Regions from separate parts of the Homo sapiens genome. Here region 2 is linked to region 1. A link is a loop called in an ENCODE intact Hi-C map of the cell type or tissue named here. Cell type or tissue: PC-9. All regions are shown on one strand. Links, peaks and the distances in the headings refer to the core of each region. The heading gives the core; the rest is flanking DNA. Region 1 holds the start of LINC03095 (long intergenic non-protein coding RNA 3095). Region 2 overlaps SNX10 (sorting nexin 10).

The links. A loop is a pair of places that touch in the nucleus more often than their neighbours do. Peaks named below come from ENCODE experiments on the same cell type or tissue, not always from the same donor. Only the 100,000 strongest peaks of a DNase experiment are listed, where the experiment ranks them.
Region 2: a loop joins it to region 1, with 7 times the contacts of the local background. A loop is called at or near these places in 3 of 110 quality-filtered maps.

Annotation. Positions count from the first base shown.
Region 1 is chr7:26,541,867-26,558,224 of GRCh38, forward strand. It overlaps LINC03095 (long intergenic non-protein coding RNA 3095), which reads left to right and starts at 9,973. Exons shown (of 3, transcript NR_184281.1): 1 at 9,973-10,344; 2 at 12,943-13,361. It overlaps LOC124901605 (a long non-coding RNA gene), which reads right to left and starts at 9,127. Exons shown (of 2, transcript XR_007060263.1): 1 at 8,859-9,127; 2 at 1,689-2,768. RefSeq lists an enhancer at 7,953-9,152. In PC-9, for the core only: CTCF peaks have their summits at 7,566 (motif pointing left) and 7,765; DNase peaks (open chromatin) are centred at 7,885, 8,335 and 8,815; H3K4me3 peaks cover 327 bases; H3K27ac peaks cover 2,641 bases.
Region 2 is chr7:26,367,436-26,383,793 of GRCh38, forward strand. It overlaps SNX10 (sorting nexin 10), which reads left to right. Exons shown (of 7, transcript NM_013322.3): 6 at 4,386-4,598; 7 at 5,056-6,948. The coding sequence ends at 5,137. SNX10-AS1 (SNX10 antisense RNA 1) reads right to left here. Exons shown (of 2, transcript NR_136272.1): 2 at 4,584-5,133. Among named protein-coding and RNA genes, the nearest start is that of LINC02981, 23 kb to the right of the region's middle. RefSeq lists a silencer at 9,245-9,454. In PC-9, for the core only: CTCF peaks have their summits at 9,761 (motif pointing right) and 9,967; DNase peaks (open chromatin) are centred at 9,096 and 9,706; H3K4me3 peaks cover 2,381 bases.

The DNA of each region.
Region 1 (16,358 bases), core at 3,153-11,152:
CTCCAGACTTCAACCTTCCCATTAATAACTGCTAATTTTGAAGTAGTATCATTACCAAGGAAATCTAAGCCCTTGGTGTGTAGTTGCTCATTTTTTTGAATGCCTGAATCCTTATAAGACCCTACAAGGATAAGAGAGAAAAATTTATTCACAGATTCTTTTTTTCCTAGAAATAGTCCCAGTTATATACTAGAAGTCAAGAAAAAATGGAGTTTGTGATAAAGAAGTTTTCTGTGCTGTCCTTGGAGGAGTGGGGTTGTGACCCTGGGAGACAGCAAGTGGCTCACTTTGTCAGAATGTAGCACTGATCGGCCACATTACATAAATATGATGTGGGGTGAGAAGATTTCAGGAACTCCCAGAAGGTGAGTGGAGAAATGAGACAAAGAGGGGAGGCAGCTAACACAGGGTTTGTTGTTAAGCACGTTACCACTGTGGCCAACCGGAGCTTGAGCCTGCTGTGGGAAATCTAGGAATTGGCAGAAAACCTATGTCTTAGAATTAAGGGGCAAGGAGAAAGGGAGCTGAGGTATGTATAGATCATGCGCATTTATACATTCGTTCCCATCCTCATTAGTTGAGAGCTGCTCCTGGGAGCATTAATTCTCTAGTGGACCTAGCCTGCCAGGTGAGCAGGCACCATGGGCTCTGACCCCCAGAAAAAGCCTTAAGGCAAAGAATGCAGTTGGCAGCGGTAAGGCTGAAGGGCAGGGCAGGGCACTGGTAAGGCCTACTACCCTATGAAGCCCACTTTACAGATGAGTAAACTGGGAAGTAGAGGTTTACTGGTTCTCCCAGTGACACAGACAATAGTCAGCACAGGCAGAATGCAGTCCCAGCTTCTGCCTCACTTGAAAGTCAGTGACTTAACCTTTTAGCCACATGGTTCTGATCATGCTGTCCAGCTGAGGAAGCGGCATGCCTCCCAAGTTTTTTTTTTTTTTTGAGGCGGAGTCTCGCTCCGTCGCCCAGGCTGGAATGCAGTGGCGAGATCTTGGCTCACTGCACGCTCTGCCTCCCGGGTTCATGCCATTCTCCTGCCTCAGCCTCCCGAGTAGCTGGGACTACAGGTGCCTGCCACCATGCCCGGCTAATTTTTTTGTATTTTTAGTAGAGACGGGGTTTCACCGTGTTAGGAAGGTTTCGATCTCCTGACCTCGTGATGTGCCCGCCTCGGCCTCCCAAAGTTCTGGGATTACAGGCGTGAGCCACCGCGCCCAGCTCTGCCTCCCGAGTTTTAAAAATCAAGTTTTGAGGGTTTTTTTCACTGAGTCAGGGCTGGGTGCTGTATTGCAGATAGGAGAAAGGGAACTGGAAGTGTTACACTGCCTTAGCTTCTGCACCTAGAAGTGGCCAGATAGTGATCTCTCTTAGGCTGAACTGAATCTTAGCATCTAGGTGCATGTTCATGGGATGCTAAACTCAACTTGTCCTATGATACATCTTTGATTAATAGGCAATTGCAAGTGACTGCATGACCGTGTGCTCCTGGGTTATTTTCAGCGAGCCAGGGGCTCGCAGCTATCACCCAGCTCCACCAGCAGTTTGTTTGGCAGTTTGTCCCTCTTTCGTATTCATCCTTTTGCAATCAGCTTTTCCATTTCAGCCGTGCTTGCTAGCTGCAAGCTGCTTTGTGACGTAAGTTATGATGACTTTGTGCTATAAAATAAAACAGCAATCCTCACAGCTGTTTTGATTCCATTTAATGAAATGGTGGTGACATCTGAATGTCACAATTGCAGAGAGGCGGATGGGTTGTTGCAGTTGCTGATAGGAGAAGGATCAGTGTTATTCCCTGGGCTAATATCTCATATGACAATTCTGCAGTTACCATCGCTCTGTGTCAGGCGATGGTGACTGCTAGGCGCCAATGGACCTCTGGTTTTTCTTCACTTCCTATAAATACAATGGGGCAGTGGGGTGGAGAGGATGAAGACGGCATTGTGAAGATTGGGAGAAATATTTTGGGGGAAAGAAGCACACACCTAACAGTTGCTGCCATTCAAGAACTTGAAAAATACACCGTTTTGGGATAACCAATAGCATGCATGTATCCCATTGAAAAGTGCTGGAAAAAATCATTGGTTTCTCCTTCCTCGCCATGCGTAAAGCAGAGAGCAATGCTGGGAAGACATCAGACAGAAAACATGGAGGCAAGTCAAGAAGCCAGTCTCTCCTTAATCAATTATGCGAGAGTATTATCAAATCAATGAATTCACAGTGTGAACGCTTGCGGCAGATGGACGAACACTTGTCGGCTATCCGGAGCCGCGAGAGAGTCAGATTTATTTTCAAAGCTTGTTTGTCTCATTTCTCCTGCCTGGTGCTGGAAGGCAGAGCATGCAGCTGTGATTTTTCAAATGTAAGAGATCTCCAACTATTTTATAGTGTGTGAGATTGGGCTCTGCAAGCTAAACTCTCTAGGACTTCTGGCTTTTTTTCCCCTCAGAATGAGGACAAAGGAGTGCAGGCTTAGCCAGCGGTCTCTCTCTCCATGCTTACAGTTCTCAGCAATGGAAGGATGAGGTTGGATGGATCCATGACTGGCATTCCGGTCTTGGCTGTGATGGTGAGGTTTCTCCTACTGTGATCTCAGAGATGGGGCATATAGGAAGGAAGAGGAAGCTTCTGCCTGAGGCACAGCCTGTGTTAGGACGATGGGCCCTTAGCACAGGAAGGTGTTACCAGTGGTTCTCAGGCAGCGGTAGCACTCCTTCCTGCCACCAAGGCTTCTGGTATTCTTGGCTGGCAGACATCTTGATTCTGAGCTGATCAGGGAGAAAAGGGAGATCATTTTGAGTCAGAACTGGTAATTTCACAGCATCTGCCATCCAATTGCAGAAAGCATTTTTCAAGTTTCTCCTTGTGGTAGGAATCATCATTCCGGTTTTGTGTATTGGGCCAAGTGGAAGTTCACTTTCAGTCTTAAAGTCAACAAGGAGTTCATGAACATTCTGGGTCTGGATTTGCAGCCTCCTGACCCAGTGCATGACCAAGAAGCCTTGTTAAACAAATTCTAAGTACTTCAGGGCAGAGTGAGTGGTGGAGGCTGGCCAGGGTCTCAAGGCTGTGTGCCTCAGTGTGTTCATTCATTCTTTCATTCATTCAATCAGTTGGTCAGCAAGCCTGGATTAGGCCAGAGGTTCTCAACCCTACCTACCTCTGACTAAGTCAGACTTTCTGGGTGATTCTATCACGCAGTCAACATTGAGTCGCTGTGCCAGGCACTGAGGATACCATGGTGCACAGAACATTGTCCCTGTCCTCATGGTCCAGGGTGACAAAATGGAACACGGCTGTGATAGAAGTAAGCTCAGGCTTCTGATAGAAGCAGCCTCCAACCCAGATAGGGCAAGGAGAATGAATCCACAATGACTCACTGGAGGGGCAGACACTGCACTGATTTCAAAAAAGAAGCAGGGATTCTGAATTATCTAGTCAAAGAATGGGGAAGGCGCATTGCACAAAGTCCTGGAGAATCTACAAGGAGCCTCTTGTAGCCATTGTGTGCAATGCAAGCTAGAGGGAAAAGTGGGCAGATGGGGAGAGAGGTGAGCTGGACTGGACGGTGGAGGCTTTAGGGGGTCATGCTGGAAAAGTGAGCCCCTATTTTATGAGAAAACTCTTTGAAGGGATTGCCAAGATCAGATTTCAGTTTCAGAGAAAACATCCTGGCAGCTGAGTGAAACAATAGATAGGAGGGGGCTATGGACAGTTACAAACTGAACAAATGAAAATCACTCATATTTGCCACTGTTTACAATTACGGTTTGGCTTTTGGGGGAGAAAAGATAGATGGTAAAATTTTATTGAAAAAAAAATTCTATAAAATTCCAATTGGGTTGTTTTAAGGCAAGCACTTTTTAAAAAACTGAACTGAATTTGAAATCGAAAAATTAAAAGATTTGCTCTGAATATATGTTTTTGGGGATACACATGCACACACACATATTTGTTTGATTCTCTAAACAAATCGCTTCTGGCTTGGGATTTAAAAAACATTTTTTGCGGGGACAGGATCTTGCTTTGTCGCCCAGGTTGGAGTGGTGTGACCACAGCTCACTGCAGCCTTGAACTCCTGGGCTCAAGCAATCCTCCTGCCTCAGTATCCCATGGCTTGGGCTTTTTTGGGAGGTGGTGGTGTTTGATGAGCTCAGCTCACCTCTCACCCCATCTGGCTACTTTTTCCTCTGGTTTGCATTGTACACAATGGCTACAGTAGGCTTCTTGTAGATTCTCCAGGACTTGGCACAATCTGTCCTACCTTCCATCTTCTGGCTGAAAGGATCATGCTTTGTAGAGTTAATTAAGAAGCCAGCTTCCAGAGGCAGAAAAACCTGAGTTTAAATCTCATTCCTGCCCCTCCATACCTCAGATTCTTTGCCTGTAAAATAGGCTGGGAATAGCACCTTCTTCCTGGTAAAACAATGAAATACATGTAAATACATATACATTCTTGTGAAGAGCTTAGCACAGAGACCGGGACATTGGAAACAGTCAAAAATGGTAGAAGGAACCAAAAGGCAAAAGACGGAAAACAAACAACTCAGAAAAGTAATGTGCTGATCCATCAAGTGACCCGATTTCTATTTTATTCCACTTTGGCATGATCTGGCAACATTTTTTTTTTTTTAAACAAAAAGGAAAAGAGACTTGTAGGTCAGAGTCTTAACAACCAGTCTCTATAAACTTTATGCAGAAGAGCTGTATGAACTCGATGATTTCTGCTCTAAGCTGCTGAACTAAAATTGACTTGCAAAATGACCTGCCTCTGCTCTGGCGACTGTCGCTTGTTCTGAAGGCAGGAGAGAATTTGGCTCCTTCGCTTATGATATCTACAGTAACCCATCAGCTGCTGCGCTGAAGGATGTGTTCAGCATTCCCCTTTCCCCTTTAATGTGCCATTAAATCAAATACTCTATTAGCAGAATTAGTTCATTCAGTGTCTGCACTGAAACGTCCTGTGAATTGCGTGTGTCTTCGTAAATGGCCCTGCACTCTGGGGTCTACTTCAGCAGTTTATATCCTGCGGAGGAGGGCCGAGCTGCCCAAGGATCTGACGGCCTTCCTCTAAGTGAAATATTACGGCTTCCACAAAGGATAATTATTTGGATCATTTTGCCATGTGCAGGCCTGGTTAATTCCAAGCACCGTTGATCAGGCTCTGGCCCAAAGCCTGCTATCCTCACACCTGCAGCCGGGACCTGCCTTGGCCACGGGCTTCCCACCTTCTCAGCTTCTCAGCTATGCATAGGTCCACTCTAGAGACTTGTTCCAAAATGCATGCTTTTCCTGAGAGTGAAAATATGGAAAAATTCCTTTCCCCAAAAGAATTTAGGGCAGGAACTTAGCGTGTCTCCATTTTTGTTTTCTGAGGCAAGAGCTGGGCTTAAAACTCAGCATCTATATTTCCATTCTCTCTTACTTACACTTGTCACCCAATACATGTGAAAGCAGGCAATGACAACTGCTGTGCCTCTGTCATAATAATCTCATGCTCTGAAAATTAGCAAGGATCTCAAGCACGCAATATCACATTCAGCCTGGGCATGTTGAGCACCAGCATGATTCTTCATCTGCCAGGGCTCTGGGCTGCTGCTGTGGGCACTCTGGCTGCTTTTCCTTTATGTCGAGTTGCATTTAGCCAAGGTGCATTTCATCTGTTATACTCTCTTTTACTAAAGCAGAAAGTCAGTATGTTAGGGGAGTATTTGCTCCATACCAGGTAAACCTTAGAATGGTGTACTGGTAAATGTTTGGCCTTTTTTCAGGGGATGGAGGGGAAAAGCCTGGTTTATAATGTCTGCCAATTTCCATGGTGTAAATACTGACACTGTGGCTGATTTCAAGCTACCAACATGACATTATTGAATACAGAGTTGGGAAGAAATGTTTGCAACACTCCCATTCCATCGTACTTCCATGAAAATAAACCTCAAGAGCCATATGTAATAGTTAACTATATAAAATGATTAGGATGGGATGAGTTTTGAATATTCATTATATCTTAAAATGTAACCCATTTAATTATAAGTTTATACAATTTAACTTTGATAATGACTGTGTTTAACAATGGACTTGCAAAATTCCTCAGAATTTAACAGCTGGCTCTCACAAGCTAATATAAGCCAGCTCCACACACCACTGAGTTTCAGGATAGAAAATATTTCTCATTTACAACTCAGTCCAGCATGGATATTTGACAGTGGCTCTCCACATGGTGACTCAGGGACCCAGGCTCTCTCCATTTTGAATCTCCATTCCTCTTAGGAGCCTCGGAACCCTTTGCTTCCAGCTTGGGGTTGGGGAAAGCACAGAAGTTTTCACATGGGTAGTTCTCATGGCCCAGACTTGGAAATGGTTTGTCACTTTTGTCCATATTCCATTGGTTGGAATTCTGTCACATGGCCACACCTGACAGCCAGGGAGTCTGGGAAATATAGTCTAGCTGTGTGCCCAAGAAAGACAGGAAATGGGGTGGATGAGCATCTAGCCCAATTCTGCCATACCACTGGGATTGACTCCTTCACTGGCTGATGTCAGAAAGCAGGTAGACTACGGAGGAAGAACAGCTGCCCACCTGTCCTTATTGAACATTCGAGAGTTTAACAGGCATGAGCAATGAAATTAATTGTTATGAATTTGGCAATTAATAAATAGAACTATGACTGTGTAGGAACCAGGATAAATGTTGTTTACTGTTACTGATGGGGCAGGATGCTGTGGCAGTTGCATGAGCTGGTCGAAGCTCAATGGTCCCTTCATCCACTCACCCACATATCCAATAAACCTTTAGTCAGGCTCTGTGTTAGCTTCTGGGGATGCAGATGTGCTTAGGACATGCTTATAGTCCAGTGAGGAAGAGAGAATCAGACAAGCCAAGGTCAAGTGAGTGTTCTAACCAATGAGAGAGCAGCTAAAATTATGGAACGTTATTCTCCTCCTTCTAAGGAGGAGACAGTTGATGTGGTTCTAGTTGGATGCATGGGTAGAATTTTCTAGGTATAGAAGGGGAAAGATATTCCAGGCAAGGGGAACAGCTTGTGCAAAAGTCGAGGGGAATGGCAGAGCATGGCTTGTTCCCGAAATGGCAAGAAACTCTGTGGCCAGAGATGGGGCTGAATAGATTGGCTATGTCAAATTGTAAAGAGCTTTCCATGGAGTGGATAGGGGTTTGGAATTTACCTGTAGGCCCATGCTTCTCAAACAGGGGACACCTACCTCCAGGGATACTCAGGGGTATGCCAGAAAGGATGTAAAGACAGCGAAAAGCTTCTTTATTTCTTCCCTTGATGGTAAGCAATTCAAAATGAGTTTTGAGAAGTCCTAGAAAAGAGTTCTTTTTGTCTCAGTAGAGTGGATATCATCTCAGTGGACTTCCATCTCAATGAACTGATACCAGTCCTGTGGTCAGTGCAACGCTATGCTCAGATGGGCTCGAGCTGAGCACGTGCTGCACCCCTGAGCCCCGGGGTGGGTGCCCACCCAAAGCCCAAGAGTTAAGAGAGGGGAAAGGGTGCTCTAGAGGAAAATCCAGACACGGGAACCAAGAAGGGGGAATGGCTGCCAGGTAGCCCAGCCAGCAGCTGACCCCTACAGGTGAAAAACAGCAGGTGGACAACTGTCCCTAGAACTGCCATTTGCAATAGAGAGCAGGCCAGGTATGAGAGAGAAAAAAATCATTTTCTTTCAGTTTTTGGTTCTTGAAATAATGGGAGGTCCAACAGAATAATGAAAGGGCTGTTTTTACAAGATAAAATCAGGTGGGAAGCTGGGGTGGGGCTGGTCCCGTCATCTCCAGCCCTTGAAATATAAACCAGCTCCCATCCTGTTTCCTCTCAGGCTCCTGGCCTGAGTAGCTTCTGGGCAAAGCCAGTGGCTTCATTGTGGTCACTGTAATTGTGCCAAGTCACGAACCTGTAGGCTGAGCCAGGAAGGCCCCAAAGCAGATAAGCCAGGCTGGCAACATGAGCGCCCCTCACCTCACATCCTGCCCCACAAATGGCTTGAGCAGGAACCACGAAGCCTGGAGCAGACTCGGCTGTGCTGCGTGCTCTTGGGAAAAGACCCACAGCCAAGCCAAGACCACAGTCTGAAGACCCTGAGCCCCACGGAAAGGCATTATTTGTGAGGCCTCCACGTTGGGGGTGTGGTAGGGAGAGCAAGATTTTGAAATCAGAGAGCCTAAAGTGGAATCCCAGTTGTACCCTCTGGGATTGTCTGGAGACAAGCGGCTTTAGCTCTGGAACTCAGCTCCCTTGCACATACGTGCAGATGACAACGCCTGCCCTTCAAGGTTGTGAAGATTCATCAAGACCACATGAGTGAAGCACCTGGCATCAGGTGTGGCACAAAGCAGGTGCTCAGGAAATGCCAATCTGCTTAATAATAAGAAGAGAGGCCGGGAGTGGCAGCTCATGCCTGTAATCCCAGCACTTTGGGAGGCTGAGGTGGGCAGACCTCCCAAAGTCCTGGGATGACAGGAGTTGGAGACCAGCCTAGCCAACATGGTAAAACTCTGTCTCTACAAAAAATACTAAAAGTTAGCCGGGCGTGGTGGCATGTGCCTGTAATTCCAGCTACTTGGGAGGCTGAGGCAGGAGAATCGCTTGAACTGGGAGGTGGAGGTTGCAGTGAGCTGAGATCATGCCACTACACTCCAGCCTGGGCAACAGAGCCAGGCTCTGTCAAAAAAAAGAAGAAGAAAAATGAGGAGGAAGAGGGAGGAGGAAGAAGAAGGAGGAAGGAGGAAGGAGATGACACCTAGGAGTGGTTACTATGTACACTCAGTGCCTTCCCATTCCTTATCTCACTTAATCCCAATGACTGTCTGATGCAAGTCCCATTGTTATTCTCACCTGACAGCTGCAGACGTGGAAGCTCACAGAGGTGGAGTCATCGCCCAGGGTTACACACCTGATGAGCAGAGAGCTGGGATTCGAACCCAGGCAGCTGGGGGCTGAGGAGGCCGAGGGAGAAGCAGCTGGTGATGAAGCCTAGAAACGAATCAGGTCTGCTTCCTTGCTTGGCATTCGGTGCCATTGACAGCAGCCTCCCCTCAGCAAGCAAAACTTGCTCCAAATTGAGCTGCGAGTTTCTTGCAGGGTGGAGCTGCCCTCGGCTGAGTGGAGCCAGGAGGGTGAAGCAGGAGTGTGAACGGTGTGAAGCACCCATTACAAATTTCTGGCCGCCATCCTAATTTTAGAGGCTTCATGTTTCAATATGAAATGCTGTTGTTCGTGCCACAAAAGGAGGAAACAAACAGAATCGTGCCAGGAGAAACCCCCTCCCCCACCAAGTTTGATGCTGTAAAAATGTCTAATGGGGAAATCTTTTCAGTGGTAAATTACCCCACTGCCTTCTTTTCCTCTTATTTTGCATCGGAAGCTCTCCTCAGTTCCTACTGGAAGATGTTCAAGGCTGGGCCAGGAGAATTCTAGAGACTTTTTCCCCTAATAGGCACCGTGTTTGTGGAGAAGTCCACTAAGAATCCCAGACTTGACATAGCCCTGGCATTCAGCGGCCGCCTCACTCCCATGTGGAGTGAAAACCAGGAAGACAGCAGAAGGTGGCAAACCCACTGTCAAGAACCAGAGTAGCAATTTCTTGCCATTGTAGTGATAAATTGCTACACTGGCTGAACTAAAAATTGTAATAATAATAACAATTAACATTTATGCAGCATGTACAATGCTCCAGTAAAATATTCTTTTAAGGTCACAATGTACCTTTATCATGATGTTGTCATAATGTATCCACAATAATAGCAGCACTAGCTAACATTTATTGAATAATTACTGTGGTTACTTTATCTGCATCATCACATTAATCTTTAAAACTTCACAACAATGCTTTGAGCCTGGTGCTTTTATTATTCCCATTGTACAGTTAATAAAACAGGTTTACGTAGTTAGTGGCTGAGCTGGGTTGCAGACTCAGGCACGTCTGAATCCGGAGCTGGGGTTCTTACCCACTCCAGTGACTGCCTCTCAGAAAAGAACAGGGCAATGTCCATTCTCCTTTTATTTTCTTTAAGCACCTGATCATTCTAAAAGCATGTGTTCCTCCGTGTGTGTGAGTTGTGTACACGTGTGTGTGTGTTCCTTTCTTTTCTCGGACTCCAGGCTCATGACTGCTTATTTGCATGGTGTTTTGGTGTCAAAGGAGTGTTGAATGTGTTCTCCACACACCCAGCTTTATTCCACTCTAGGAGTTTAACTTCTTCAGCATTGTTATGAGGTCCCCGGTGACCTCAGTTTCTCCTCTCCGCGTCATCCAGGACTTCACCTGAAGCTTGAGCTACACGTAAGACTTCATCTACCTTGCACAGGGCAATGGAGAGAGGTAAGTTTCTGGGACCAGAGGGGTGTTGTCTTATCCTCGGTAGAGGGAGTGCAGAGGAGGGATGGAAAGGACAGGAGAGGACTGACTTCAGAAGGGGTCAACTGGGATCGTTCCAGGCAAACTAGATTTGTGTCACTCTGCTTAGCTCCCTTCTTACAAACGGATGTGAGAATACATCTTCGCCATCCCTTGGCCTGTGAGGCTGGCCCCATTACTGAATGTGTGGAACTGAGAGGTGCACTGAGTAGAAGCAGTAACAGGCAGCAGGTGCTTAACTGTTGGCTGGCTTTTTCTTGGCTTTTTCCTCTCACTCGTTGAAGGTGCAATGCCTCATCTTGATACTGGATCATTTCTTCTGTAACTACCAAGTTTTGTAGATTTGCCTCCTGGAATCTATGATGCTTCTGTGAGATTCCTCCTTCAATGAAATGAGGGATAATTAAGTAGCCTGCTGCATCCAACCTCAGCCTGCCTTCCTGTGAGGTGTCTACGTGTGCCTGTGCACACACACGCCCGCGCACACACAGGCATGCACACACATGTGCATCCAGACATCCATGCATGCACACACATGTGCATCCAGACATCCATGCATGCACACACACACACACACACACACACATAGGTGTAAAGTTTAGTTACATTGGAATTATTTACTTGTTTTCAGAACACTAACTGTAAATATGTGTTTATATCACTGGGTCACTAGGACTTTCTTATTTCTGCCTAAGTACCTGAAGTTTCTATTTCTCTATTTTTCAAAATTATTTTTAAATTAGAAAAATAATCCTCAAATACAATATCATTTAAAAAGACTCAAACGATACAGAAGGGACGTATGGGAAAATGTGAAAAAATCCCCTTTATACAACTGATACTTCAAAACACTCTCATTCCCACCTACCAACCCTCTAACAATAGAATAACTTCATATTTATGCTGATGGACCTTTTCCTATGTAGTGTGAGCTTAGTGTGCAAAAAAATCTCAAAATATTTTTGAAAGCGCCTCTTTTCATACAAGTTTTATATTCTATGAAGAGAAAATCTGCTAAATGTTACTTCCCTATAGTACTGCCAAGTTGCTTCTCTGAGCCGTTAGACAACTTTTACCCCATTTCCCCTTTGCCTTATTGGTTGAATGTGGTTTTTGAATTGCTAATGGGTCAGGTGTGCCACAAAGGAAAGAGCCTGGGCTTTGGAGTCTAACTTGGTTTGAATCCCAGTAAGATCCCTGTTTAGTCTCATAGACTGGGTAAATTGTGTTCATTTCTTCCCAGGAATCAAGGGCCAGGACTCTGCAGCCACACTGCTGCCTGGGTTCAAATGCTACTTCCCCCTTGACTCAGTGGAAAGCTTTCAAAAACCACTTGACCTCTCAGTGCCTTAGTTCCCTCACCTGTGAAATGGGGATAACAATAATATCTCCCTCTTAGGGTTGTTATGAAAGCTAAAAAGTTACCTCAATGCCTGGCACACACACAGTGAGTGTTAAATAAGCCTCGGTTGCTTTTTATTACCCTCCTATGTGTACAGAATTCACAGCGATGTAAGTCTACATGCAGGTGATAAAGATCCTGCCCCAGGGAACACAGATGGGTGCAATCAAACCATTATTAAGCTAACAAGACAGCATGACCCTAAAGCTCCTTGCAGAAATTTTCACCACCAGGGCGCACACAAACACAGAAATAATTCTGCTCAGACTCAAAACAGAGAAGTGACCCCCAGCCCCACCTTTGTCTCATCTTCCACTCCATCCATGCATTCTTTAGATTTCAGCTGTTCTCTTCCTTCCCAGCTCTTCTATTCTCTTCGTCCTCACCAGGCCAAGACCACATATTTCACACCCCTCCCACAAAATGACAGAACTACTCCCACCTCTGCCATCTTCCCTCCTATCCACAGGGTCTATGCCTAGCCATCTGTTTGGGTCCTAAACTGACGCTTGGAGCATGTAACATCCACTAAGGAAAGTTTGTCTTAATTGCCTCCCTTGCTGATCACAATGACATTCAAAATCCTTCATCAAGGTTATCTTCAAACCCTCCTTTCAAACTAGCCTCTCCCTGTGCTCTAAACATGTCTCCCAGAATCCCTGCTCTGAGCCAACCAATTCAAGTTTCCCATGGAATGTAATTGATACACAAGAGGGAGTTGGATGAGAACATCTTTAAAGCCTTCTGAGCCCTGTAGATCATTTGCAGACATTCTACAAAACTACAAATAGTCACCGCACTTACTATGTGCTAAACATTACGTTAATTGCCTTTGTTTTATGCACATTAGCTCCCTTAATTCTCATAATAGTTTGATGAAGGAGGTAGTATTACTATCCTGTTTTACAGACAGAAAAGCTGAGTCTTGGGGAAGATAAATTGTGGCTCCAAGGCTACCCAGCCAAGATGAGCAAGACTGAAACACAGACCCACATGACACTGCAGTCCCGCTCTGGGTGTCAGAAGAGTGCTGCTTCCCCCAGCTTCTGTTAGCCTGTGTTAAATGTTTCCAGGTTGATCCTCCAGCCTACCCTCACCCCTATGCTTTCTTTCTAAAACATAAGCAGATGAAAAATAAAGCATGAGTGCTTCTTCCCTAGGATGGCATACCAGAATCACCAGATGACAGACATCGGGGTGCTGTCGGACCCGGGAATCAGAACCTCTGCAGATAGATATTTTGGAAGGCGCTCCCTAGATTGGCACCTCTGGTTAGAACCCTGCCCAGGGACTGGACAAGTTGGGCCCATGGCTCATATCTGGCCAGTGTTCATTGCTTTGTTGAATCACACTTAATCCTTTGGTTTTGGTAGATTCCTGCAAGTAGACTGACAGCTGCATGTTTGCAGGAAAGTTAAATATTTTGACAGCGCAGAAGACTGCTGCATCTGGAGGGTTCTGGGTCCAGCTATAACCAGACTTGCCTGTCCTAAACAAATGGATTGACTGCTTCCGGCATCCTCACTTTACTTCTGCATGGTGACCAACATCCGGAGCTTAATTACCTGACAGCCAGGAGGTAGGGGGCAAAGGAAACCTTTTAATTTATAGTAAGAAGTGATCAGTTCCTTTTTTGGGTCTTAGTTAGAATCCAGGTGCACTTGAAACAATAAAACCTTGTATATAGTTTTCTCCTATAAGAAACTTCTCAGATATTTACCAAAATCCTGGAAAAATATATATTGGTCAATATACCACAATTCCCACAAGAGGTAAATATTTACAAAATCTACTTTGGGCGGTGATGCTGCAAGAATATTAAAAGGCGTTGACTTTATCGTCAAGTGAATTATTTCTTAATTTTTTAAAATTTAAATCACAGTATATTTGACAAGCTACAGCAGTAGGAAAACACCTTTGCTTTAAACAAAACTACCTTTTCTCAGCAAGAACAGTTACTAGAGTGGGAAATAAGGTTAATTTCAGTTTTATTAATAATATCTGAAATGAAATAATGTTACAACTCTCCCCTCTAACCTCGTTGCTAGACAACTTAGAATATTTATTTATTTCTCCTTCAGAGAAAATAAGAGTGGATGTTACCTTTAAGCAACATACACATTTAATTAATGAACACAAGGAAAATGATTCCGGTTGTAGTTAAATCGGGTACAAGCATATAGGATTTAAGAGATCTGACCTTAGAAATGAAGAAAATATTATTGTAATTACTCCATTTGCTAAAAACAAATGATGTGGCATTTGAATTTAAGACTTCTATCAAAAGCAGTTGAGTGTCTGTAATCAGTTCTCACCTTTACATTTTAATGGAGTTGAGGTTGAGCCGTTGCATTTACAATTATCTAGGCTGACTTCATGCCTTTGAAATGACTTAAAAAGATTAGCATTCATGGATTATTTATTAGCTCCTCGTGAACGTATTTCCAAGAATGGAAACAACGTATTGCATCAAAGTCTAGTTTCCAAGTTTAACTCTTTTAATGAACAGCATGACTGTACGATGCTGCAAAAGGCATCTCTGAAGTCACAGGACATTTTGTCATGCTTTTCCCTTCAAGTGCATCTTTAGTAGCAGTCTTTGTTCCTTGCAAGCTCAGGGAGAATGTTGATTCCAGCCCTGGCAGCTGCCCGAGATGCCCTGTAAACACTACGGCTAGCAGAAAGCAGGCTGCTCAGGGGGGCAAGGCAGCTGATCCCAGCCTGCTGTAGCTATCACTGATAGGGAATGCCTGTCTGGGGCTCGGCAGAGAACTCAGTGACATGATGGCCCTGGCAGTTTAACCCAAACACACTTTTCTGCCTAGATAACAAAAATGTCATGCCTGAGTCCCTGATAGCAACCCCAGAGGAGCTCCAGGTTTGAGGCAGCGCTGGCAGGACGTGGTCTATCTGCCATCTGAAGCCCTTCATTGCCCGCCTGGCTGTGAATCTCACCTCCTCTGTAGTGGAAAACAGGCTGAACAGAACTGGCAGGCAGGTAAGGGACAGCAAACCTTGCAGGGAGGGCCTAGTGCTGAAGCTAAGCCAGCCCTTTGAGTTCAAGCTCAAAGACATGTGATGCCAGCTTTGCAGGGGAGCTAAGATTCTTCCGAGAAAAAGCAGAATGAGAGAGAGATATGCAGCTGCAGTGGAGGACTTGGAAGAGAACAACGCCAGGTCCTGGATCCTGCAAGAATCTCCTCTGGAAAAGCAGGGGAGAGAAAAGCAAGGAAGGAAGCAGGGTCACCGCAAGTGTGGGATTTGTCTTATTAAAATCTGATACTGTGTGGCAGTTTGCTTCACTCTTGGTATAAAATGTCTGAGCTCCATGTTAAAGTAAATGTAAGTAATATAAATCTGCCTTTCCTGAGGTGAAAATAGATCCATATTATTTAAAATATGAACTGAGATAGATGACAGTTACAAACATTATACTTGTTCTTATTATAATTCTTACTAAGCTCAAGGAATAAAAACTGGGATGATGAAAAAGAAGTTCTGAATGTAAAAATTGGTGTTTTGGATAAAATACAAACCAACCCAGAAATGATGAAAAAAATCTGCCCTGCCTGACTTGCTTTGTTGCTTTGCTCATGGAGAGTTCAGCAATCGTGTCATTTATTCATTCATTCACTCACTCACTCACTGACTCATTCATTCAGCAGCTATCCAACCGGAGCTCGCTGTGAGGCAGACACTGTGCTGGGGACACACAAATGCATCAGATGTGGAGTCTGCCCTCAATGAGCTTATAATCTAATAAGAAAGAGAAGGCAAGTCCACATGTAACTGTAGTACGAGGCAGGATGTAATAACTGCAGAAAGGGACATGAAAGAAAATGCCGTGAGGGATTGCACCTCACTAGGGGGAGGTTTTATTTGAACTATCTTCTAATGGATGGGCAGAATTTGGACAGTGGAAGTGGTGGGGGGTGGGGTGGTAAGGAAAATCCCAAGAATGCTTTGGTGTAGAAGGTCCAGCAATCCCTGCCTGGTTTGTTGTCTGTGTCCATGAAGTTGAAGCAGAAGAGGAGCACTTGAGTACCTGTCTGCAAGAGCAACTGACCTGGCACCCCTGGTTTTTCCAACTGTCTCTTTCTGTGTTCTCTGGCAAGACACCTATGGGCTTTAGGCTATTTTTTTTTATTTTTTATTTTTGAGACAGAGTCTTGCTCTGTCACGCCGCCTGGAGTGCAGTGGCGTGATCTCAGCTCACTGCAACCTCTGCCTCCCAGGTTCAAGCAATTCTCCTGCCTCGGCTTCCCTAGTAGCTGGGATTAAGGCACGCACCACCATGCCCAGCTAATTTTTTGTATTTTTAGTAGAGACAAGGTTTCACCATGTTGGCCAGGCTGGCCTCGAACTCCTGGCCTCAAAAGATCCGCCCAACTCGGCCTCCCAAAGTGCTGGGATTACAGGCGTGAGCCACCACGCCCAGCCACTTTAGGCTATTTTTAAAAATGTTGTTACTATGACAAACTAACTTCTAAACAGAATTTTAATATATATAATTAGAGCAAAAAAAGTACAAATATAGGTGCATGAAGAAAAAATTAAGAAAATATCACCCATAATT
Region 2 (16,358 bases), core at 5,507-13,506, 170 kb before region 1:
GGTATGTGAACATTTGTCTACAAGTTAATATTTCACTTTAAAAATGAAAGCTGGTGCTTCCACACAGCCTAAACCTGAAGGAAGTGAGGAGTCAAATACCACAGGGCTGGCTTCAGGCCTGAACTGAGCTCTGCGGCCCCTGCTGACCCTCCCCAGCCTCCCTTCTGTGTCCCTCAGATCTGTGCTTGCCCGGGTTGTGTAAGGTAGTACCCTCCATGTCTTTGCCCCTGGTGCCCCCTCCCCTCACCCAACCAGGGTCCACTCTAGGGAACTGGATGTGATGTGTACCTTGGCACTGTGTCTTGGCCCCAGTTTGACATCCTCTGAGCCCCCACTGGTTACCTGTTAAGTAGGGCCAGCCATCAATAGCCTGTACCTTGTTTGTAGAGGAATTTTAGGAACCACAGCATTAAAACATGGAAACATGCTTGTATTGTAGGTTTTTCGCATGCATTTTTAAAGCCTGGTTTTCATGTGAGTTTTGAAGTTATGAACCAGAAGCACTAAATATGTTCAAACCTTTTGAAACCACAATGTCTTTGTATATGTGTATATATACCTATTTTTCTTTAAGGTCATTTGTGAAATGATACATATGTAATAAGAAAGTACTGATCTTTGTAGAGGAATTGGAAAATTGTTTCTTTGACTAGGTGCCAAATAAGAATAATTTCTACCATTTATCGAACACTTTCTACGTGTTTGGCATTTTACATGTTTTAGTCTCAGTACTAAAAATCTTAGGAGTTGGGTATTATCTCAGTTTTATAGATAAAGAAATTATAGGAAAGATGGACATACTATATGAATCCCAGAACCTGGCAAATTTAAAATTAGCAGTACTCTTAAATGCTGGCTAAATTTGGTATGATTGTGAGATTTTTCAAATATATTCATTTTTCTTCAGTCTTAACTATAATCTCCCTTTTGTATTCTTGCCCCTGAGTAATTATAAACTTAAAGTCCCTTCTAATAGTTATGAAAAGAAAGTTATAGGCTAAAAAATATAAACTCAGTAAGTCTCTAACTATGAAAAATGGAATTCCTACTAATTTTTAGGTTTGAATGGGATTTTCAATTTAGGTTTGAATAGATTTGTTCATGACTGGGAGCCGCTTCCCTTCTTTACTGAATTCATCCCATTAATACAACTACATTTACCCTACAGTTTAGACTTTAGTATCATGGTTTTGTATTTCTTCAAATATTAAGGAATATTAAAGATTTTTTACAAAAGGCTAGTGTTGAACCATGACAGCTAGTTTTACACACACACGATTTTTATGTCTTTGTGTTCAATAGAGGGCACCACAGCATAGATCATGAATGTCTTCAATGAAGATTTGTAGGTTTTATTTTTTCTTATAGTAAGAGCTAAACAGGCTGAGTTAATTTTTTTTTTCTACATCAAACTGCTAACCTTCCATGTACTATGCAGTTATGTATATATATCATTGTATTGGGTTCAGCAGACCCAGGACATCCTTAGTTAGGATGAAATGATTTTGCATAGCTATATATTCTCAGCTAAACCAGCATATAATACATCTAATAAAATCATGTTGAGGAAAACTGTGCTTTTCAACTGTGTCCAGTTTAGGGAAAAAAAACAGATTTTGCTTTGTTTAGTCTAAAACTGTTATGGGGAAAGGAATAACTTCTGATTTGCACTATAAATATCTTTCTAGAAATTCTTTTAAAATCCTAGAGGCTATTTTTTATTCCTTTTATAAAGGTTTGAAAATCATATACTTTTTAAATGGAGGTTTCTACAAATGACATTTTATTGACTGTTTTACAAAGTACTCTTTATATTAGGTTTGAAATTGATTTTGGGCTATTAGATTTGTTTGTGGAAAATATGGCACAAACATGACTAAGGAAAAAATAGTATTTAATATTATGATGGTGGCAGTCACAGCCCTCTCTGATAGTAAGCCAAATAGTACTCAAAATAAATTAATTATGCTCACCTAACCAGATGGGAAAACACTCTCAAAAATTTTCATTTTAAATTTCAGAATGAACTATCTGACTAAAATAAGCATATAAATACATTTAAAAATTATTTTTGCTTATTTAAAACTCATGGAGTATGGTGGCATGAATTTAGCCAGAGAAACAGAGGAGATTCCAAAAACCAAAACTGTACCTAGCCGACTCACTGGTTTGAACTCTAGGCCTGGGGGAGTGTTCAGATGTCCCCTCCCCAGCCACATCTTTCTGGCTCTTTGGAATTGTGAGCTGGGTGAGCCTGGCTCCTTCTCTTTTCATCTGTGTGTCCTCCAGATGGCAGTATTGAGCAGAAAAAGAAAACGCTGGGAAATAATGAGTCTAATGTACAGTAAAATTGGAAATTGAATTATAGCTCAAGAAAAAGGACAGTAGCCTTGAGGTCCCGATCAACCTGGACTCTGATCACTTTTGTTTGCTGTACCCATGTGTTAAGTTACTAGCAAGTTAATAACAACACGTGAGCAGTTCAAGGCTCAGTAGAATTGCTTCAGACATGAAATAAAGCTAAAATGAATTTGTGTCCAATATCATTGGCATTAGTGCTCATTACTGTTGTGGTGTAATGCCTCAAACCATCTAAAATCAATTTTAAAGATTACCCATTATTTTATAAAGAAAATAAAACACATTTCCAACAGAAACAAAGCCACGAGTACAATCCCATGAACAGTTCCTTGTACTTATGGCAGGCAGGAAACCGCTGACAGAGGCCACAGGAAACACTCTGCTCAGACTTCACAGACTTCACGATCCAAGTTCGTATTAATGGATTGTTGCTCTATAACTCTTCTCTTAATCTGAAGTATTTAAAAACAAGAATGGTGAATATTTGTAAATGTAGAAAATAAATCTCAAAGAGTAGTAAGAGGGATTTACTACTTAGCTACTTGTACTTGGTAAATTAATCATTATCATGTGACATGGTCATCTTTTGGGAGGACCCAGGGCGGAGGACACAGAGGGAAAAAGAAGGATTTAGCTGCTTTGCTTGAGGTTTTGCCTTTTAAAAAGCACAAAGGTTTTACTTTTCCTTCTAATAGACCAGTAAAGAATATTTTCTCAAACTGTAAACCTGCTGAAGCAAAGGGGACAGCTAGATTTTGGTTTTAATACTGTGCATTTTTAGGCATTTTTGCCTTTGTTAAGAAATAATTGTTTTATTTTGTAGAAAAGGATTTGGTATTATAATGACCTTGGATTTTCACTAAATTGATATTAATGGCCAAAAGAGATTTACTTTCCTTATTACTTGTTTAAACAAGCAGAATATAAGGTAAGGTTCATTTGGTCTGAAATACATGATCTATTTTTCACAGATCGTTATATCGGAAAAATCTTATGTTGGACAAAATTCTACTTGGGTTTTAGTGTGTTAGTTTTGTCCCCTGTATCTGGTCTTAGTGTCTCCTCTTACATAATTATTGAACTATCAGTAGAGACTAAATGATCATATGTCAACATCTTTGCTAAAAGATAAACCAGTTTTTATTTAAATATAAAGGTATACTTTGATTTGATTTCATATTCTAAGATGTGCATTTCAGAGAAAACACATTCACTAATATGAATTTGAGCATCTGTAGATTTTGCTACAGGATAGTTTTTAATCTTCCATGTAGTTCTGATGCCCTGGTTGAAATCTGTTCTGTCTTTGTAAACTTTGATCTTAAATGTGGGAAGAGCAGTATGTATTCATCACAAAATTATCATATTTTAATTATATATATGGTAAAGTTGGCTGGGATCAATTTTATTTGGTTGCTCATTTTGACAACACAGAGATTCAGTGCTCCTAAAGATTTTGGAGAAATTTACAGTTAACCTTAAGTATTAAAAAAAGCCATCTCTCTCATGAGCTGTCGTAAACATGCCCTTAAGTATATAACTGTAAAGTTTTAAAATGTAAAATATGCTGAGAATTGTATTTTCTTCATATAATTTTTAATAGTAGTTGAAAGTTTTGATGTTTCATGACAGCCTATCCCATAAAGATCACTGAATTGACATGCTGTTGGCAGTAAATTTTTTAAAGTAGAATAACTTTCTATGACTATATAAGCAAAATATTTCCATAATTAATCCACATGGTAATAAGAGATGGGTAAATTGAAGAAATGTCCTTGAAGTTATTCTTTTAACAGATGTTCTTAACTATTAGCTTCATGTTTTTACCCACCTAAATTTCCAAATAATTGAATAAAAGTTAACATATGCTTTCCTCCCCTTAATGGGCAGAGCCCATAATTGATACAAAGTTTACCACAGTAGAGAAATTACCTTCAGTGGTACTTTTCTAATGTTTTTCTTTCTTCTACCCTATCACTGACCATCCTGTTCACCAATTATTTTTCCTTTTTTTTTTAATATAGAGTCCTACAGAATGCACTTTTGCTTTCAGATAGCAGCCTTCACCTCTTCTTACAGAGCCATCTGAATTCAGAAGACATTGAGGCGTGTGTTTCTGGGCAGACTAAGTACTCTGTGGAAGAAGCAATTCACAAGTTTGCCTTAATGAATAGACGTTTCCCTGAAGAAGATGAAGAAGGAAAAAAAGAAAATGATATAGATTATGATTCAGAAAGGTATTTCCTTGCATTTTGATTTAATGTATATGTATTTATATAATACATAGTATGCACATATGCACGTGTATAGATATATATACACACTTCACTTTTTTGTTGATATAATACTAAGATAATGAAAAAATTAATTGACTGAGATTTTATTGAGCTGTGACAGCTCATCATAGTAGTCTTCACACACACCTCCACACTGAATTAATGAATGCAGTAGAAATTCAATTATTTGCATTCTGATTATGTGACTTTCATTTAGTCAGACTTGAATTATTCGCGTTTAAATTATCTAGCTAAAAAAATACCCAACTGCACTCCAAATGGCTAATTAAAAGTCCAAATTTCCTGTCTCTCTTTGTGACTGGAGATAATTAAAGTTCTCCTCTGTTACTCAGGCTTTGAGTGTGTTGTGAAAACCAATTTCCTCTTTTTATTATTTTCCCCCTCTCTTCTTTTCCAGTTCATCCTCTGGGCTTGGACACAGTAGTGATGACAGCAGTTCACATGGATGTAAAGTAAATACAGCTCCGCAGGAATCCTGAAAAATAATTCTAATGTTACTATCTTAGGAATAGCAAATTATGTCCAGTCATAGAGAAGAAAGCTTCATAATAATACATTCTTACCTAAAGCTCACTGTCATGATGTTAGGTATTTAAATTCTTAAAGATGTTGGGTTGTTTATTAGTGGTATTTTTATGTTGTCTTATTTTAGGTAAGCTTCTGTGTAAAGCTAAAAATCCTGTGAATACAATACTATCCTTTACAGGCAGACATTATTGGTAAACAAGATCTTGCCCTCCAATGAAATGACTTACATGTTTTAAAAAACCGAGTTGGTTTTATTGAATTTAAAAAGATAGGTAACTAAGTAGCATTTAAAATCAAGATAGAGCATTCCTTCTTGTATCAGTGGGGCAGTGTTACCATAAACACGGTGTATATGTTGTTAAACCCTATGAAGAGTAACAGTGTAGACCAGACTGCCTCTCTCAGATATGTGCCTGATATTTTGTGGATACCTCCCCTGCACTGGCAAAACACTATGCTTTTGGGTGTTAGACTGAAATATTTTAAGAGTATTTAACCTTTCCAGTATTCTGTTTCACGCTTAGATGGAAATGTATCTTATGAATAGAGACATATTAAAATAATGTTTACATCTTAGAAAAAACATAGATAGTGCTAGTAATATTACTTATAACTGTAATATATAGATTCAGAAATACATTTTCATTATCCAAAATCAGCTTCAACAAATGGTTTCTGGAGACAAATAATTTGTTTTCATTATCATTGTATAATCAGGTTAATGATTTATTTTTTGACTAAATGTGCAATTTCTTATCACTAGATAACTTTCAGTATCAGTGGTGGTTACTTATTACTTAAATCAGAGGAAGGATTTTATAAAGATTAATAAATTTAATTTTACCAATAAATATTCCCATAATTTAGAAAAGGATGTCGACTTGCTAATTTCAGAAATAATTATTCATTTTTAAAAAGCCCCTTTTAAAGCATCTACTTGAAGATTGGTATAATTTTCATAAAATGTCTTTTTTTTTAGTGTCCCAAAGATATCTTAGATAAACTATTTTGAAGTTCAGATTTCAGATGAGGCAACATTTTCTTGAGATAATTACCCAAGTTTCATCCATGTTGAATGGTACAAAATATTTCTGTGAAACTAACAGGAAGATATTTTCAGATAACTAGGATAACTTGTTGCTTTGTTACCCAGCCTAATTGAAGAGTGGCAGAGGCTACTACAAAAAGCAACCTTTTCATTTTCACTAAGAGTTTAAAAGCTATTGTATTATTAAAAAGTCTTTACAATGCTTGTTTCAAAGAACCAACAGAAAAAAAAGCTAAGAAAACTGAGAACTAACATTAAAAAAATTAAATTTAGAATAAGAATGATTTCTTTAATTTGTCCTTTTTTTCTTTGGTCTAAAACATTATTAAATTTTTGTAAATATTTTGATTTAATGTGTCTTAGATCCTCATTATTTTAATACAGGAAAAGAAAAGATTTAGTAATTTCTTACCATGCTAATATGTAAAGTTCATGCCATCCAGGCATTTAAGAGCGATCCTCATCCCTTCAGCAATATGTATTTGAGTTCACACTATTTCTGTTTTACAGCAGTTTTGAAAAACACATACTATGCCACCAATTGTCATATTATTTTTAGATGATGTAACATAGCCATCAAAATTAATATTATGTAATGCCTAATACTTAGTATGTAAATGTCACGAGATCATTTTTACATTAAACGTGAAAAAAAATCAACTTTGCCGGATCACTTATTTTATACAAGAGAATATATTCTGCCTTAGACCCAAACTCAGTGTTTTTTATTTTTTATGAGGAAATTTGGTAAAACATGGTTTAATATTAGCTATAGTTGTACATATTTGAGGCTTTTAGCCTTGGTTTAGTTGTTTCAATGTCCACACACTGGCTTCTTAAAACTGATTTCTTGCAGCTGAGATATTTAGATGAACTTCAGTTCCCAGTGGTTTTCTTGCTTTGTCTCTTATTTTTCTCTGGCATATTTTTTATAAAGCTTTCTTTAGGAAAAAGAAAATAATTACTGATGTAGCTAACTTGAATAGATGTTTATTTAACACTATTTTTAATGTGACTTAAATGTAAAGAATTCTAATCCTGGATTCTTTATGATTACAATACAGCAAAACTGCATTTTCCCTGGCTGATTCTTAAAGGGTAAACTATTCACCTATAAAGCCAACTTACGTGTTTTGTTGTAGAACTAGATTTATATATAACCCAAAGGTGTCAACAGCACTGAACGTCAACAACCTGTTACTTCGGCTTCTTATAAAGTCTCACTTAGAAGAAAGTTACTTAATTCTAGTTAAAATTTCAAGTTTTAAAAATTACTAGGGACAAACAAGTATTTATTTTTAAGCAGATACTATTCCTTAAGATATGAAGTATCTTGCCAGTTTTTCAAACCTAGTCCACATTTTATTGAATAATTAAATACAAACAAGTGATATGCAGTATAAAGTAAAAGAACAAAGTTTCTTTTATGACAATTAAGAAGTTAAACAACTTCATTTAGCCTGGCCACAATAACCGTTATATCCAACAGTAAACTGGACGTTGTTTTGAATTTGGTTTGTATTTGTTGGATGCCTTAAGGATTCATTATTATTGAGCTACTGTGATACCAATAAGGTTTTCAGTATTTGAGCTATAAAAGACAACCCCTTTTCATTAGAGGCCCCTTAACATTTTAAACGAAAATAACAAAGCTTATTCTGTTTCTAAATAGTCTTCCTCTTAATATTTAAATTACTTAGCTGGTATCCTGTGAATACAAGGCAACATCTTTTCAATGAAGGAAACAATTTCAGTACAATTTTGTGTTTTTGTTTGGAATATAGACCTTTTCTTAGTTTATTATATATAAACACATTTTCAAATACAAAATACTGTCTGAAATTAGTTACTGCAATTTGACATTCAAAGCATAGAATTTTCTTTGCAAATAAAGGTCATAAGAAATTAATAATTTTAATAGAGTGGAGTTCAAAAATTTCAGAAGGATGTAAATAAGCAACAATTTCTTTAACATTTGCTATATATACAAAGGACTTTGGTTCTATTCTTTGCCATATGCATCTTACAAACGAGTCACCATTGTCCCTTTTTAGCAGACACAATTGCGCTTCACTCCTACTGCAAACTTTTCTAGATCATGAGCAGTGCATTGGACACTAATTTATTTTAGCTGCGCAAACTCTGGTAGTTAATGACCCTTTCTCTTTCTCCAAAATTCCAAAGACTTCTTTTCAAAAGATATAGAGGAAAAGAGAAAAAAAACCATTAAGCTACAATTTCCTGCTGAATTTAAACTCTGGTCTAAAGACACTATGTAAATGGCTTATGCTAAAGAGGAAAATACCCTTTCTCCCCCGACGAGAAGTGTAGATTCATCCAACCCCACACCGCTTGTCTTTGCTGCTAGAGGCACAGCACGGGCATAACTTGTGGTTGTGTTTTTGCTAGTTTCTTACCTCTGGGCCTTCTTTATAGCTTTGCCCCCCACCCCACTGGCGGTGGCGCTCCCGCGGCTGCACCCTCGGCCGCCTGTTGGTTGCGGCGCCTCCGCGGCCCGCGCGCATCCCCCGCGCTGCGTCCCGCACACGCGCGCTCCCGCCGCGTCCCGCCCGGGCCGCTCCGCTGGCGGCGGCGACTGGGCTGCAGGTAGCGAGCCAGCCGGCCTCGGTCCGGTAACCCATGGCAACCGCCCTGGTAACCCATGGCAACTGCGCGGCGGAAAGAAAAAAAAGAACCGTGGTGGGGCGGGGGGCGGCGGGCGGTGAATGGGAACAACGACCGCAAAGAGACAGCGATTTACCGCGCGGGCCTGCGGCTCCCGGCCGCACCTGCTGCAGACGGCCCGCGAGGCCCCTTCCCGCGCTACGGTGACGATTCTGGCTGCTGGGGAAAAGAGCAATAAGCAGAAAGCCCTCGTGCAGAGGGGATCCGGGCGGTGCACTTGGTGTGGGAGGCTGCCTTAAACGCCGATGACCCTCCCGGCCTCCGCGTGTCCCGGCTTCCAGGGCCCCGCCAGGCTGGAGAGCGCGCGTGGAGAGGGCCTTGCCGCCTGGGGGTTGGTTGAGGGGCGGCCGCGCCGGGGCCGGGGCTGGACTCCAGGCTTTGTTCTGCAGACGCTCGCGCCCGGCCGGAGGAGGGGCTACACCGTGCTGCCCCGGCCCCATGGGGCCCGGCCCCCGAGGGTCCCCGCGAGCGGACGCGGTGGGGCCGGGCAAACTCTACGTGCCCTAAATTTTGTCATCTGCACACGCATCGCACACATTAGTTAACCCCTTTCCCTTCTAGGCCCCCGAGAACCTAACCTGCCCGGCGGGCGCGCGGCTGCGTTAACCTGGCCCCTTCCGTCTGGAGAGGGAGGGGACGGTCGCGCCTGGTGGTAGGACTGGGCTGTGTGTGTGTGTGTGTGTGTGTGTGTGTGTGTGTGTGTGTGTGTGTAGGGGGGTGATACAAGTTTTCCACCCGCTTTAGGCTGAGGCCCTGTAAGCGGGACTGTGTTCTAGTACCCGGAAAAAGCGCGCGGCCTGTGACACATCAGGTGCCAGGCCGCCGGAGGACAGAAGGGGGCGCTGCCGGGCCAGTGCGGAGGCTGCAGCCGCCCACTGCAGAACGCGCCCTTGGTTGGGTCTGGCGAGCTGCCCGCGTAGTGGAGTGGTGTTAGGGCTCCCAAGTAGAAAGAACCTGTTCCCTACGTAGGTGTCGGTTGTACTTAAGAGCATCATTTGGTCGCTCGTGTATTCGCAGAACCCCTAGCCTGCAATAAGATGGTTCAGGAAACACAACCAGAACCGGTCTCATTCGGTACCCAGCAGCTACGTGCATACAAGTCCAGAGACATGTAATGGGGTGGAGGGACCACGCTAGGAATCTGGAGGTCACACATCCAGGTCGAGTTTTAACTAGCTGTGATTCCAGGCACATTGTGATGTTATAAAAAGGAAAAGATTTGGCCTGGATGATTATGAGGTCCTCAATCAGACCACTCTCTGTAGGTGTGTTACAGTGACAAATACAAATAGCAAAGCCATCTGGAATACCTTTGTTTTTTTTTTAAGGCAAAGGCCTATGCAAATATAATATGCACACGCTTCTGAAAGATGATTAGATCAGCACGGTTTAAGATACCCCATATTTTTACTGGTAGACAAGAGAAGCCGGCTATGTAGAGAATCCTATTTTAATCCTTTCATAAAGACAAGAATCTTAGATCTTAGGGAAACTTGGCTTATTTTCACAAATATGCACGTTCTGGGTTCCACTGCTTATAGAGGACCCGGTACTGGGGAGCATGTGCTCTAAAACCTGTTTTAGAGGTAAAACACAGGTGCTGACCTGCCCTGGGATCCGTGCAGTACAATCCCAGCTCTCTGCATAGCGGTGTACTGGGAGCCCTGTGCTTTCGTTTAATTTTTTTTTAAACAAAAGAAATTACAGAAAAGTGCAAATTTAACGTGTGACATTTAACATTTTGCCGTGGCAGGCAGCCTCCACTTAAATGGGGCCTTTCTGCGGAACAACAGGAGCCAAAAGGCCTTGTGTCATGGAGTAATGTAAGACACAATCTGGGCTGCAAACGCACAATGAATCGGGAAGGATTTATGTAATTAATTGACCAGTCTTAACCTGTTATCGTGATGTAAGGAATTTGGAACTCATTAATTTGGGCTCTGACAGATTTCATATTAGAGCTGGCAAATATGGATTGAGCCTCTTATTCTTGTAGCAGCTGGAATTTCCATGACAGTGAGGCTTAGTGAAGAAGACCTATTGCTGGAGTCAAACTGCCTCTTGCTAATCAGTAGCCCTGCTCTGTATTAAAGGGATAATGAAAGAAAAAAAAAAAGGAAAAAGCATATTACCTAGTTGGGGGAGTGGAAGGGGCTTGTGTTCATTCTGCTAGTACGTGGGTTGAGCTCAAGCATTTGTAGCTGAACCAAACATTAATTGCAATCATAGAGTTAGGTGATTTCTCAACACCTTGAGAGAAGAGAAGGTAGAATGGTGTCAGGGTCAGGTTTGATATTATCCAAGTTAAAGAGGGATTAAAAGACAGAGCCTCTGAATTTCATCTGTGTGCACATAGAGACTGTATGAAGAAAGAGGTAGAAGTCTTACGAGGGGCAAATGGGAGTTTTTTTGGTAATGTCATATTCATAAATGAGCGGTTCAGAGCCCTGAAGGAGAGACTGCCTTTCTCAGGAGCCACTTCCTGACTCCTGGTGGGAGCTCCCTAGTGGACCCCATGAAACCCAGAATTCACATAATGAGCGTTTAGTTGATAATTTAATCTGTGTCCTCTTCAAATTTTATGATGTTTACTGAATCACCCATTTGGAAATGTCCAGTTTCTTCTTTGAGATTGTAAATAAACTCAGTAAAAGTTTAACTTTCATTTTTTTTCCACCCTTGACAATCAGAAAATTGCTAGGTTCAAAAAAGCTCCCAGAGATTAAACAAAATGGTTTTTTTTTCTTCCTTCACAATAGTTTTCCCTTATTGCTGTACTATGTGATAAGGTTAATATAACAGCTGCCATACAGATCATTAATACAGGGAGATAAGCAAAGTTGCATGCTGGAAACATTTGCAGGGTATCATTTGCCTTCTTCTGCTGATAAAGAAGCCTTAGGTAACAAATACAGATCACAGGCACTGAATATTTAACTTTTTAGACAGAAATCCCAATTGATCTTTCCTAATATGTTATTATTCATAAATGCTCTTTAAAGTTGGGTACTGACTGCTCTCAAAATATGATTTTTTAAAAAAAATTTGTATGTTACCTACCTTTTCAAGTTTACAGTCAAACGTAATTTACTTTTTAATATGACAAATAGTTATAACTCTTGCAAAAACAAAGATTTCCATGCCCCCCTCTTCATTCTTATTTTTCTTTTTTGAAAATTGTCTTAAATTCAACCAAATTCCAAAGTAAAGAATTTTCCTTTTAGTTAGTGATAATGGGATTTGATCTATCAATGAAGTGCTCAGTATAAAGATTTGTTTTTGATTATCTTGTTAACAAGTGATTTCTTTAGTTTTGGCTCTATTTAAATGAATGCATAAAGATAAATGCTAGAAATTTGCATCAATATATTAATGTTATCCTTCACATTGAGAGCAAAGAGGGAGCTAGTATTTGTTATTGGTAGTATTATTTCAGTGAGAAGGCAATGAGGATAAACAATTGATACCAGCAAGACTTGGATAACTAGTATAAACCATGACAAGGGCGATTAATAGTGTATATAAACACACTTCAAGTTTGTATACATGATCTCAGCTCTCACCTAGTGATTTCTTTGTATTTTTTTAAAGGGTGATTTGTAAGTTGGCAGTTACAAGGCTATCAACTCATGTGCTGTGTGTACTGTTTATATATTAGAGGTATGGAATAGACATACTGAAGTGTGATTTACCGGAGAGAGTGTTGATTTGGAAGGATGTCTGGTGAATCAGGTTCTGGCTCTGTGGCTGGCACGTACCCAAAGGCAGTTCCCAACCTCTCTGGATGTCAATTTCCTCATCAGTACAATAAAAAGACTGGATACAGAATGTCCTAAAGGTGTTCCCTACAGCGCTAGTTCTGAGGAATGCTAATAAGTTTACTAAATGCTAATAAGTTAAAAAAAAAACAGGATGGAGGTTTCCATGGCCAGTTACATTTTGGACACATTGGGCTAAATAAAGTTTAATATTAATTTTTCTGCAGGACTTCTCAGTGACTTTCATATGGTAATATTCACTGTGAGGTCAGCACGGTGGCTCACACCTATAATCCTAGCACTCTGGGAGGCCGAGGCAGGTGGATTGCTGGAGGTTAGGAGTTTGAGACCAGCCTGGGCAAGGTGGCAAAAACCCATCTCTACAGAAAAAAAAAATACAAAAATTAGCCGGGTGTGGTGGCACATGCCTAAGTTCCCAGCTACTTGGAGGGATGAGGTGGGAGGATCGCCCGAGCCTGGGAGGTCAAGGCTGCAGTGAGCCGTGATCATGGCACTGCACTCCAGTCTGGGCAACACAGCAAGACCCTCAAGAAAAAACATACACTGTGAATCTCTAAGAGTGTGTGTGTGTGTGTGTGTGTGTGTGTGTATGCATCTCTGTGTAGGGGTACTGTGCACAGTTTTCCTAAACTGATTCAAAAAAGAAAGGGTGAACAGTGATCCCTTGAATCTATAGTACTTTGGAGTCCTTCTGAAAATGATTAAGGGGCACTTGCATTCACACTAGGTGTTCTTGAGGCCAGGGTGCAAGGAACATGGGATATCATTAAATGAGAACGATTCCCCTTCAGAGAACAGGTTCTACAGAAAGGCAGGGAGTATGGTACTCAGTTTGTTTGTTTGTTTGTTTATTTATTTTTGAGACAGGGTCTTGCTCTGTTGCCCAGGCTGGAGGGCAGTGGCACAATCATGGTTCACTGCAGCCTCAACCTCCCAGTCTCAAGCCATCCTCCCACCTCAGCCTCCCGAGTGGCTGGGACTGCCGGTGTACACCACCACATCTGGCTAATTTTTTTTATATTTTTGGCAGAGACAGGGTTTTGCCATGTTGCCAAGGCTGGTCTCAAACTCCTGAGCTCAGGCAATCGTGCTGGGATTACAGGCGTGAGCCACCTTGCCTGGCCTCTCAAACTTAAAAGCCTCTGTTTCTTTCACTCTCTCTTCTCACCCTACCAGATGCTCCTTGACTTATGATAGGGCTATGTTCCAATACATCTATGGTAAGTTGAAAATATTGTAAATCAAAAATGCATTCAATATATCTGACCTACTGAACATCCTAGCTTAGCTTACCTTAAACATATTCAGAACATTTACTTTAGCCTACAGTTGGGCAAGAACATCTAACACAAAGTCTATTTTATAATCTTGTGTTGAATACCTCATGTAATTTATTGAATACGATACTGAAAGTGAGAAACAGCATGGTTGTATGTGAACTTGATGTACTATTTCTACTGAATGTATATTGCTATCATGTCATTGTAAGTCAAAAAGTCATGAGTCAAACCACCCTAAGTTGGGGACCATATACAGTCATGCATTGCTTAACAATGGGGACATGTTCTGAGAAATGTGTCGTTACGCAATTTTGTTGTGTGAACATCACAGAATTTACTTACACAAACCTAGACGGCATAGCCTACTAAACACTCTGGCTACAGCCTAGTGCTCTTAGGCTACAAACCTCTATAGCATGTTACTGTACTGAACGCTGCAGGCAGTTGTAACACAATGGTGAATATATGTGGTCTAAACATAGAAAAGGTACATTTAAAATACTGTATAAAAGATAAAAAATGGTACACCTGTAGAGGGCAGCTCCATGATACTCATGGGACAACAGTCGCACATGCAGTCTGTTGTTGACTGAGATGTTACTATGCAGCACATAACAACGTATCTCTCTCTATCCCATTCCTCTTCAGCTTCTTTCAAACTCCTGACAACTTTAGCCTCTTTCTGATTTTCCAGACCCAGCCCACACTGGCTCTTGTCTTTCTCCCCCTTTTCTTTAACCCTCCAGATCTGTTCCTCACTGTTCTCCCAGTAGCTCTCAGAGTAAATCTGACACGGCAGTCCCTGGCCCTCTCGGCTCCTCCCCACTCGAATTCCAACTTTTGCAGCCATAGCTTAGGAACTAGTCTGACAAAGATGGGATTCTCCTGAGGAGTCTGGGGTGGGGGGCATTGGGGCAGAGGGGGTGGAGGTAGGGGGAGGGAGAGGTAGGGGAGTGGAGGAGGGGAGGGAGAGTGGAGGGTGGGAGCAGGTGGGCACACTGGCTGTCACAGTGGTGATCAGAGACAAGCCTGCAGTCTAACCCTGTAAAAGGTTTTCCTGAAACTCCTGATTTTGTTTAGTAGTAATGAACACCAGCTTGCATCCAATTTTTGTTTTCCTCTTTGTTGATCTACCTACCAAGTTTATCCCCTGACCTTCAGGGGACCTCACCCCAAAGCCACTGTGTGAAAACCAACCTTATTTCTAAGAATATTTCTAAGGTCTATGACCTTCTTTGGTAATCCATGACGAGGATTAACCACTCTTTTTAGAAAACCATTTTGTCCACATGCCTCACGCTCCCATTAAGTCCAGTCTATGGGCAGATCACAGGCCTCAGGATAAATGTGTAAGGAGGCCTTGTGCAAGGCCACCAGGGAGGGAGGACGCAGTGGTGCCCTCTAAGCACGTTGACATTCAAAACTCCTGAAATGCTGTGTAGAACTGTGCCGCATTTGGAGAGGGGAAGATAAAATGTGTCTGTGGGTTGGAGTCAGCCTGCAGGGTTTATAACAGAACTGTATTTTATATTTTTTGAAAAATATTAAGTTTTCCTGAACCTTTTATTTTCTAGTTGAATTAGCATTTCAACCTAAGTTTTGCTTTAATTTATGGTTCTTTTCTGAATCAAAGGTTTGTACATAGCTATGTTAAATAATGACCTCCAAACTCAAATGTGAAATTGGTGTAAAGGTTTTGACAGTGAGTTGTATTGTGAGCAGTTTAATTAAAGTTGTCTTAGTGGAGTCTACTTGTTTCTGTAGTTGGTGGTTCAGCCTGACTTCAAAACAACAAAAAATGTAAACATAGTAAATATTTCTTGAGCTCTAACATTGTGCTGACCTATAAGAGAGCCAGAAATAAGTAAAGGTTTGGTGAAGCCAGGCAAGATTATTACTGCCTGTTAGAGTAGAGGAGACAGTTTGAAATAAAATGGAAATAAATAAGGAGCTAGAGTCACCTGGACAACACTGTAGCTGTAACAAAGACACCCCAGATGGCAATGGCTCCAATGAGGGAGAAATCAATTTCTCTTTCAGGTAACTCTCCAAAGCAGGTAAGCAAGCCCTGCTCCAGGGGGCCGCCCAGGGACCTGGACTGGAGGAGTGGCTCTGCCATCCTCAACACGTGCTTTCCCTGATTGCTCCAGTCAGCCCTCTTTCTAACCAGGATAGGAAAGGAGAGAACATAACTGGGGAAAGCACCTTTTAATTTTTTTTTTTTTAGACAAGGTCTCACTCTGTCACCTAGGAGTGCAGTGGTGCAATATTGGCTCATTGCAGCCTTGACCTCCTGGGCTCAAGCAATCCTCCCATCTTAGCTTCCCAAGTACCTGGGACTACAGGTGCACACCACCATGCCTAGCTAATTTTGTCTGTT